3 separate regions of the Mus musculus genome follow, and regions 1 and 3 are each linked to region 2. The links are chromatin loops, found by intact Hi-C in ENCODE. Cell type or tissue: left cerebral cortex. All regions are shown on one strand.

Region 1 (2,500 bases), 110 kb after region 2:
GCCCAGGGCCGGGAGGGACAGGAGCTGATAAAAGCCACAGCACCAAGGGACCATGTGGCCTTCACCTGGATATGTGAGCCAGAGCGAGATGGGGCCTTGGGGCCAAGGTTTGGGAGGAAGGAAATATCAACCGTTTCCTGGCAAGGACGTGTTTCCATGGAGCGTGGGATGAAGCCATATGAGCAGATGCAAGGGTGGGTCAGAGCCACGGTTCCAAGATACCCTCCCAACTCCTGAGAGCAGAGACACATGAAAGCTTTGTAATCGGGCTTTGGTGGGGGAAGGAGCTGCCTATAACTCAGTGGCATACAAAGCTTTTGTGATTGAGCGATTGATGGTGGCCTGTCTTATAAACTGACATCCAGGCTCTGCCTCTCAGCTTTTGCTCCTACCCAGTGGGGTGTAGTCAGGGGAGTGAGCTCAGAGACAGGCTGCAGGCCTCATGGAGGCTTCTCAGCCACACACAGGTCCCCTCATGACGTGATGCCAGTTCCTAGGTGTGGGTGGAACCAGGACCAGCTGGGGATCAGTATCTTACAGCTCACAGAGGCCTGACAGTGGGGAAACAGAAATCTAAAGAAGTTAGGTTTCCCTGTGCGTATCTGGTAGGGAAGCTTTGCGACCCAGAAAGCTTGGAGCCAGCCTTCCCCCGTGGGAAGTTCATCTCATCTCCTGTCCCTGTCCGACCTCATCTATGTGTGAATGACTGCACGCTCGGTGGGATTCACGTCTGGCTCCTTGTATGGAAGGCGGGCAGCTGGGTCCTCTGAGCTTGCTGTCAGTGCAGAGCACGGAGGGAAGGGACGTGGTGGGGAGCGTCTGTGTGGGAAACGTCTTCCGTGTATCGCTATTGGGAAATGGTGTGGGTGGGGCTCATCCCTGAACACAGTGCATTCTCTTAAGTGTACACTAAATACCACGGCTGTGGAACTCATGGGTGGCCAGGTACTGCTCTGCGTGCCCCTGGGGTCCTGGAAACTGTCTTATCAAATCTAAAGCAGGTGTCAAAAAAGTATCCAGCATTATACTTCTCACTGACACCAGGATTGTTTAAGGTTTCCTACTGTGTGCAATGCATCCTGGGACAGTCCCTGCCTCCTCAGATTCCATCAGATCCTTGTGGGTGAGGATGAAGCAAATTCATGTTTTCTCTGGGACAAAATGAGGGGGAAATGGGAAAATTGCTAGATTGTTGTTCCATGAGTAATCTCTGACTCCTTCCCCAGTGCCTCGGTGGCTACACCAGAGTGAGTCAGGGCCCACCCTGCACCTGCACTTTGAGCTGCTGCAGCTTCCAGGAGCTGACTGTCGGCCACCCCATCCACCTGCACGACACTCAGGCACACGGGCGTTGGTTATGTCCTATGCCTTCCTGATAACCTCAGCCTAGGCACTGCGCCTACCCAGAACGGAACAAGATATGCCAGCCGGCAGGAGCCCAGAGAGTGGGCCCTTCAGGGTGCTGCAGGCAAGTAAGCACTCTCCAGTCATGGGATGGATTAATTCACTTATTTAGACACAATCCCGTGTAATCCAGGCTGTCCTCAAACTTGGTGAATAGCCAAGGATAACCTTGAACTTGTGATCCTGCTGTCTCCACCTCCCAAGTGCTAGGATTATATGTGTGCACCACCCACCATCCTCAGCCCAAGTCCCTGATTCTGAGCTATGGGTACAAGCCAGGAAGGGAGGGGTAGGAGGAGTCTAGGGACAACACTCAGGTGACCTTGACATTACACCTGTCGTCCAGGTTAGAGGTCCAGCCATGGACCTGGGTCTGTGCTCATGTTTCTCTCTTTTTCCCTCTTTCCCTTTCTCTCCCTCCCTCCTTTTCTCTCTCCTATTTCGCCTCCCCTCCTTCCCCCTTCCTGTCTCCTCTCCTCTTTTCCTTTCTCTGTTTCTCAAATGCACATATGTATGTGACTCTTGCCTGAATGTATGTATGTGCATCACATATGTGTTTATTATGTGCTTGGTATGCACAGAGGTCAGAAGAAGGTGTCGGTTCCCCTGTACCGGAGTCGTGAGCCACCACGTGGGTGTTGAGAATTTAACCCAGATTCTGCGTAAGAGCAACAAGTGCTCTTAACCACTGAACCAACTTTCCAGACCCTGCCCTCATTTTCTCTGAGGCCTGCTGAGGGACAGCTGGGAGCAGTGTTTCAAATGTGCCTGTGCTGATTTCATTTGCTGTGGTCAGAAGAGATGTGCTCTAGATGAGCTGAGAACAGTTAAGAGCTAGAGCTTTTACTGGGTGATGTCAGGGTCTGTGAGGAAGCTGAGGTCAGTGACAGTGAATCAGTATATACATATAGGTGACGGTGGATCAGTATATGCATGCAGGTAACAGTGGATCAGTATATGCCTCCAGGTGACAGTGGAACACTATATGCCTCCAGGTGACAGTGGATCAGTATATACATGCAGGTAACAGTGGATCAGTATATACCTGCAGGTGACAGTGGATCAGTATATGCCTGCAGGTGACAGTGGATCAGTA
Region 2 (2,500 bases):
GGGAGACACAGGCAATGCCCAACCCTGAGGCAATGGCCCAGAACAGCTGCTGGCACAAGGCCTGCAGGAGGCCTGAGTTAAATGGTGAACAGTGAACACAGTAAGTTTTCTCACCTAAAGTAAAAACAGGCCACGATCCCCGGGCAAGCTTTCTTCCTCCAGACTCTTGTCCCTGTCATGTACCTTTGGCTCTTTTTTTTTAACCCTCTTTCCAAGGTATCCATAAGTCACAGGATGTAACAGGGGCTTTCTGAATCATTATTTCAAGCATCCCATTTGAACCTCATTTATTGGAGATGGCTCAGCAGTTAAGAGTGCTTACTACTTTAACAGAGGACCAGGGTTTGGCTCCCAGCACCCACAGGGCAGCTCACAAGCACCTGTAACTCCAGTTCTAGGGAACCCCACAGTCTTCTGGCCTCTGAGGGCTTCTGCACACACTGTGCACATAAACTCAGGAAGGCAGACACATACACACAAAAAAGCCTTTCACACATGGAAACCTACGTGGGCACAGTACAGAAGTCACATATAAATTAAAATCCAAACACCAAAACCTCAGCGCTTTCTTTGGCCATGTCAACTAAATGCAAATACCAGAACAGAGATAGGCCAATTAAGTCAGAGGGAAAAATTCGATTGTGAAAGGGGAGCAGGGTGCACACATGCAAACACAACACACACACACATACACACACACTCTATACAGTAAGACTTGGACTCGTTTGCTTAGTATTTTATGTGCCAAAGAGACAGAAAGAAATTCCTAACCTCGGAACCAGCTTTGAAATGGTCCCTCAAATCGCAACTATTAAATGGCACAAACTTTTAGCTCACAGTTGCCATTTCTGCCCTTAAGACAGGAGGATCGAGACCCGTCCGGGCTACAACTCAAAACCCTCCCTGTCTCGAGAAAGAAAGCGGGTGTAAATATGTTTGGGGTTGTTTTAAGTGACAACAGCGGAGAGGTACAACTAACAGGCTCAAAGCCTGCGCCGTTCGGAGGCTGTGCCTGCTCGGTGAAATGTTATCAGCCAAGTGTTTTCGGTTTAGATTTGTAAGCAGGGCCGCTGGGTTGCAGCGTGGCGAGGCTGTCAGGTTCCCACTTCTTAATGTCAGAGCGTTTTCAGCCTGGACACCCCTGCCACCTTCCATCCCACGTCCCTGACACCCGCCGGAGCCTCTGGGAACCACCGGGCCTCAGCGTCCGGCCAACTCAGCGGCGATCTGCCGGGTGCCCTCACCTTCATGAACTCGTCCTTATCGAAGCACAGCGTGTCCGGCCCCGTAGGCAGGTTCATCCTGCGTTTCTCCATCACGCCGGCCGCCGCCCCTCAAGGCCAAGACCGCAGGGGACGCGGCAGCCCAGCCCACCCCCAGCGTCCCAGCTCCACTTCCGCTTCCGCCAGTATGGCAGCAGCGAGCGACAGCCAATAGACGAGCGTCGCGGGCGGCTGCGCACTGTTGGTGATAAGAGCGGCGCCCTCGAGCCGGAAGCTCCCAGCCTGGCGCTACTGCCTCCGGGAGTCGAGCGTGGTACTGCAGCCTCACGCATGCACCGAGGCAGCTGGCCTGGGAGAAAAGTCAAGAACCAGGACAGCCTTGTTCTTTTCTCCTGGTGAGGAGAGAAAACGTCACTGCCCTTAAAGATGGTCAGAGGAAAGTGATCCCTTTGTATTTCAGTTTAGACCAAACAGGACACCATCCCTCTAACTGAATGTTGGGGTAAAATTCAGAGACCCTATCGCCTGAGCATGTGCTGGATAGGCTGGACTGCAGCCGATGTCCCTAACATGTTGGTTTGTGTGTAGCAAAGAAGTCTTGCTTTCTTGTTAATATTTTATTCTTATTACCAAATCTTTCACCCTCACAAGTTTAGGCAACGTGAACTCGCCATACGCTGACCATGCTCTAGTAACCCCCAGCCTGTCTCCAGGTCCTCTTTACCCAGGCTACCACCACCATCATAGCTGTCATGGGAAGATATTGTTAGAACACTTCACCAACACCTTATTTAGCGATTCCTCCTGTAAAAGATCAAACAAAGCCCTTCTTGCCAACTCAAAGTATTATCCTCGAACCTAACAAAGCGAACAGTTCTCTGCTGTTATTATTAGTCTGAGAGATGTGGCATTCAGCCTCTCGCTATAATTTCAGAGTGGCAAATTGGAGGTACCAAGGGAGGGACCCGAGGTGCTCGCCAAGAGAGAAACAAAGACTCCTGGGAAACCTGCCTGATTCCTAGAAGCTTGGGGCTAGAACTTGCTGTTCCCTTCTGATATTTTCCTCCATCCTTTATCAAAGAACCTGACTGTGTTCAGCCTAGTGTGCTAACCCTGGAATTGCTGCAAAGATTCAGTGGTGTACTGGCTGGCTTTGCGTGTCAAATTGACACAAGCTAGAGTCATCAGAGAGAAGAGAGTCTCAGCTGAGGAAATGCCTCCATGAGATCCAGCTGTAAGGCATTTTCTCAATTAGTGCTCTGTGAGGGAGGACCCAG
Region 3 (2,500 bases), 53 kb before region 2:
GATAAACCTTATCTCCAAAATAAATAAATAAATAAATACCCCCCCCCCAAGCAAAAAACAAAAAGAACACTGTATGAGAACTGGAGAGATGGCTCAGCAGTTAAGAGGACTGAGTGTTCTTCCAGGGGACCCTATTTCAATTCTCAGCACCCAGCTGGCAGCTCACAAACATCTGTAACTTCAGTTCCAGGGAATCCAATGCTCTCTTCTAGCTTCTGTAAGCATTACATATGTGTAGCATATATATATATATATATATATATATGAAGACAAAACACCCATGCAGATAATGCAACAACAACAGGGTATATGGTATGGCACTGGACACATACATACACACCTTCTCTACAAAACCATGAGGTCCTGGTGGTTTGGCTCTGAGTCAGGTGAGCTCAAAGGACAGCTTTAAGTCCCCCTCCAGCCCTCACAACATCCTTCTCCACATCAAACTCCCGGTCAGGACCCTGCAGGCTCTCAGTGGCTTGAGCAAAGAAATAGACTTAGGCATTGTCTGGTGCAGCCTGTCTTCCTGGAGCCAGGACAATGGTACCTGAGCATCTGTCAGAGAGTCTGCGGCAGGGTTTCCAGGTCTAAGGTAGCCACTGGGAAATGCCAGCTGGGTAGCTGGTTGAGATGGAGGTGACCTCTAACTTCACAGTGTCCTCAAGGGGCCCCATCAAACCAATTTGCAACAAATAGAGCTGAGACTATAGTTCCATTGGCAGAGCATTTGTCTAGCACTCAGGACACTTTATGGTTGATTCTCAACACCACAGAAACAGGCATGGTGGTGCAGGTCTGTGATGTCAGCACTCAGATGGTGGAGGCAGCAGAAGCAGAAGTTTAAAGTCATCCTTAGCTGCATACCCTGGGATAGAGACTCTGTAGAAAGTGCGGCCAGGGAGGAAGGCATGAAGTAAAAAAGAAAAGAGAGAAAGAAGAAAAAGATATTGTGTAACTCCTCCCCCATTTGAACTTCATGGTCAGGTTTTCCAGAACAAAGAGTCCCTCGGGAGCCTTCTGTTTCCACACACCGAGGATGACATTTTGGTGAGCCTTACTGAGCTACAGCCAATGAGACAGCCTTCAGGGTGCCGGAAGACGAAAATGTATTGCTGAGTATGAAAACCTGCCTCGTCATAGCCAAGGGTTGTCAGTGGGATGACCTTCCATGAGAATACACCACATTGAAACGGGGCTGTGCCAGGACCAGATTGGAGTGGGGCAAGGAGGTGGTCACAGAACTCTCTGTAGGAGCCCAGCCATATGCGATCACGCCACATAGTGGGGACCGAAAACATCCCACTGTGTGAGGCACTGAGCCTCTGCATTCGGGGGACAGACGTGAGCTCAATGTGTTGGACCAGGGCTCAGGAGACAGGCGTTGTGACTACAGGGAGGAGGAGGGTTGCCTGCATGGGGTTGCGCACTAACTGGGAAGGCAGCCTCAGAAAAACAGCTCTCTGGGAGGGCTTGGACAGAAGTTTGAACAGAAGAAAAAACTCATTTCCGGTAGAGGTAGAAAGGGCTGAACTCAGGAGTCATGAGAGCATCTGACCACCAGGGGGCACTGTTGGAACTAGACCTGAGATCAAGCCCTGCTCCCGAGCTGGAAACTTCCACAGCAGCAGTAAGTCTCTGCTCACCAAGGAACCAGAGGCAGGAGCTTGGCTGCTAAGATCTCAGACAGGAAGGAGCCCGTAGCTCGGTGGCTTCATCCAGAGCCAGGGCAAGCTTCTGGCCCTCCTGCTGGAGGGCTTGGTGCCTTGGGGGAGATGACTCTCACAGAAGTGTGGCCCCCAACTCCCTCTCTCTGTGTCTCCAGAGATGGCCCAGGACCCTAACAAACATTTCTGGTTCCTACAACTGTTTAAGCCTGCTTAGTCCTTGAAGAGATTTTTGGATGCCTACAGGAGAAAGGTCCCATCATGACAGACTGCACGCAGTCAGCCCCTCATGAAAAGAGAAGTGGGCTCCTCTCCCATCTTCAATAGAAATTTTATCTAGTACCTATCTTGACCTGACAGCATTCACTAGGGGTTAATGTCGCTGCCTGGAGGTGGCAGAGGGTGAGAGGACGCTCTGGTCCCCAGGCTCTGGCTTGGGTGACTTTGGATGAAAGCAGAGGTGTCAAAGGGCACAGTGGGAGGGAGGGTCCCTCAGGTCACCTTTGCTCTTTAAAACAAAACAAAACAAAACAAAACAAAACAAAAACCTAAGAATTTACTTGGTGTGTGTGTGTGCATGTGTGGGTGGGGCGCATGTGTGTGTGTATGTGCAAGTGTGTGTGTGTATGCATGCATTGTGGAGGTATATATGTGTTGGGGTGGCATGTGTGTAGGTACATGTATGTGGGGGGTGCATGTGTGTGTGTGTGTGCAGGTGCATGTGGGGGGGTGCATGTGTGCCTAGAGATGCGTGTGTGTGCAAGTGTGTGTGTGTATGCATGCATTGTGGAGGTATATGTGTGTTGGGGTGGCATGTGTGTAGGTACATGTAT

What was found. A loop is a pair of places that touch in the nucleus more often than their neighbours do. Peaks named below come from ENCODE experiments on the same cell type or tissue, not always from the same donor. Only the 100,000 strongest peaks of a DNase experiment are listed, where the experiment ranks them.
Region 1: a loop joins it to region 2, with 1.9 times the contacts of the local background. A loop is called at or near these places in 6 of 42 quality-filtered maps.
Region 3: a loop joins it to region 2, with 2.2 times the contacts of the local background. A loop is called at or near these places in 5 of 42 quality-filtered maps.

What each region holds. Positions count from the first base shown.
Region 1 is chr8:124,411,374-124,413,873 of GRCm38, reverse strand. All of the region lies in intron 1 of Pgbd5 (piggyBac transposable element derived 5), which reads left to right. Among named protein-coding and RNA genes, the nearest start is that of Pgbd5, 21 kb to the left of the region's middle. In left cerebral cortex, no CTCF peak of the experiment used is centred here; DNase peaks (open chromatin) are centred at 230, 454, 754 and 1,134; H3K27ac peaks cover 1,569 bases.
Region 2 is chr8:124,519,696-124,522,195 of GRCm38, reverse strand. Cog2 (component of oligomeric golgi complex 2) reads right to left here and starts at 1,429. Exons shown (of 18, transcript NM_029746.3): 1 at 1,245-1,429. The coding sequence starts at 1,316. In left cerebral cortex, a CTCF peak has its summit at 1,519; a DNase peak (open chromatin) is centred at 1,459; H3K4me3 peaks cover 1,516 bases; H3K27ac peaks cover 1,070 bases.
Region 3 is chr8:124,572,736-124,575,235 of GRCm38, reverse strand. No RefSeq gene overlaps it. Among named protein-coding and RNA genes, the nearest start is that of Capn9, 2.1 kb to the left of the region's middle. In left cerebral cortex, a CTCF peak has its summit at 1,539 (motif pointing right); a DNase peak (open chromatin) is centred at 1,578; H3K27ac peaks cover 523 bases.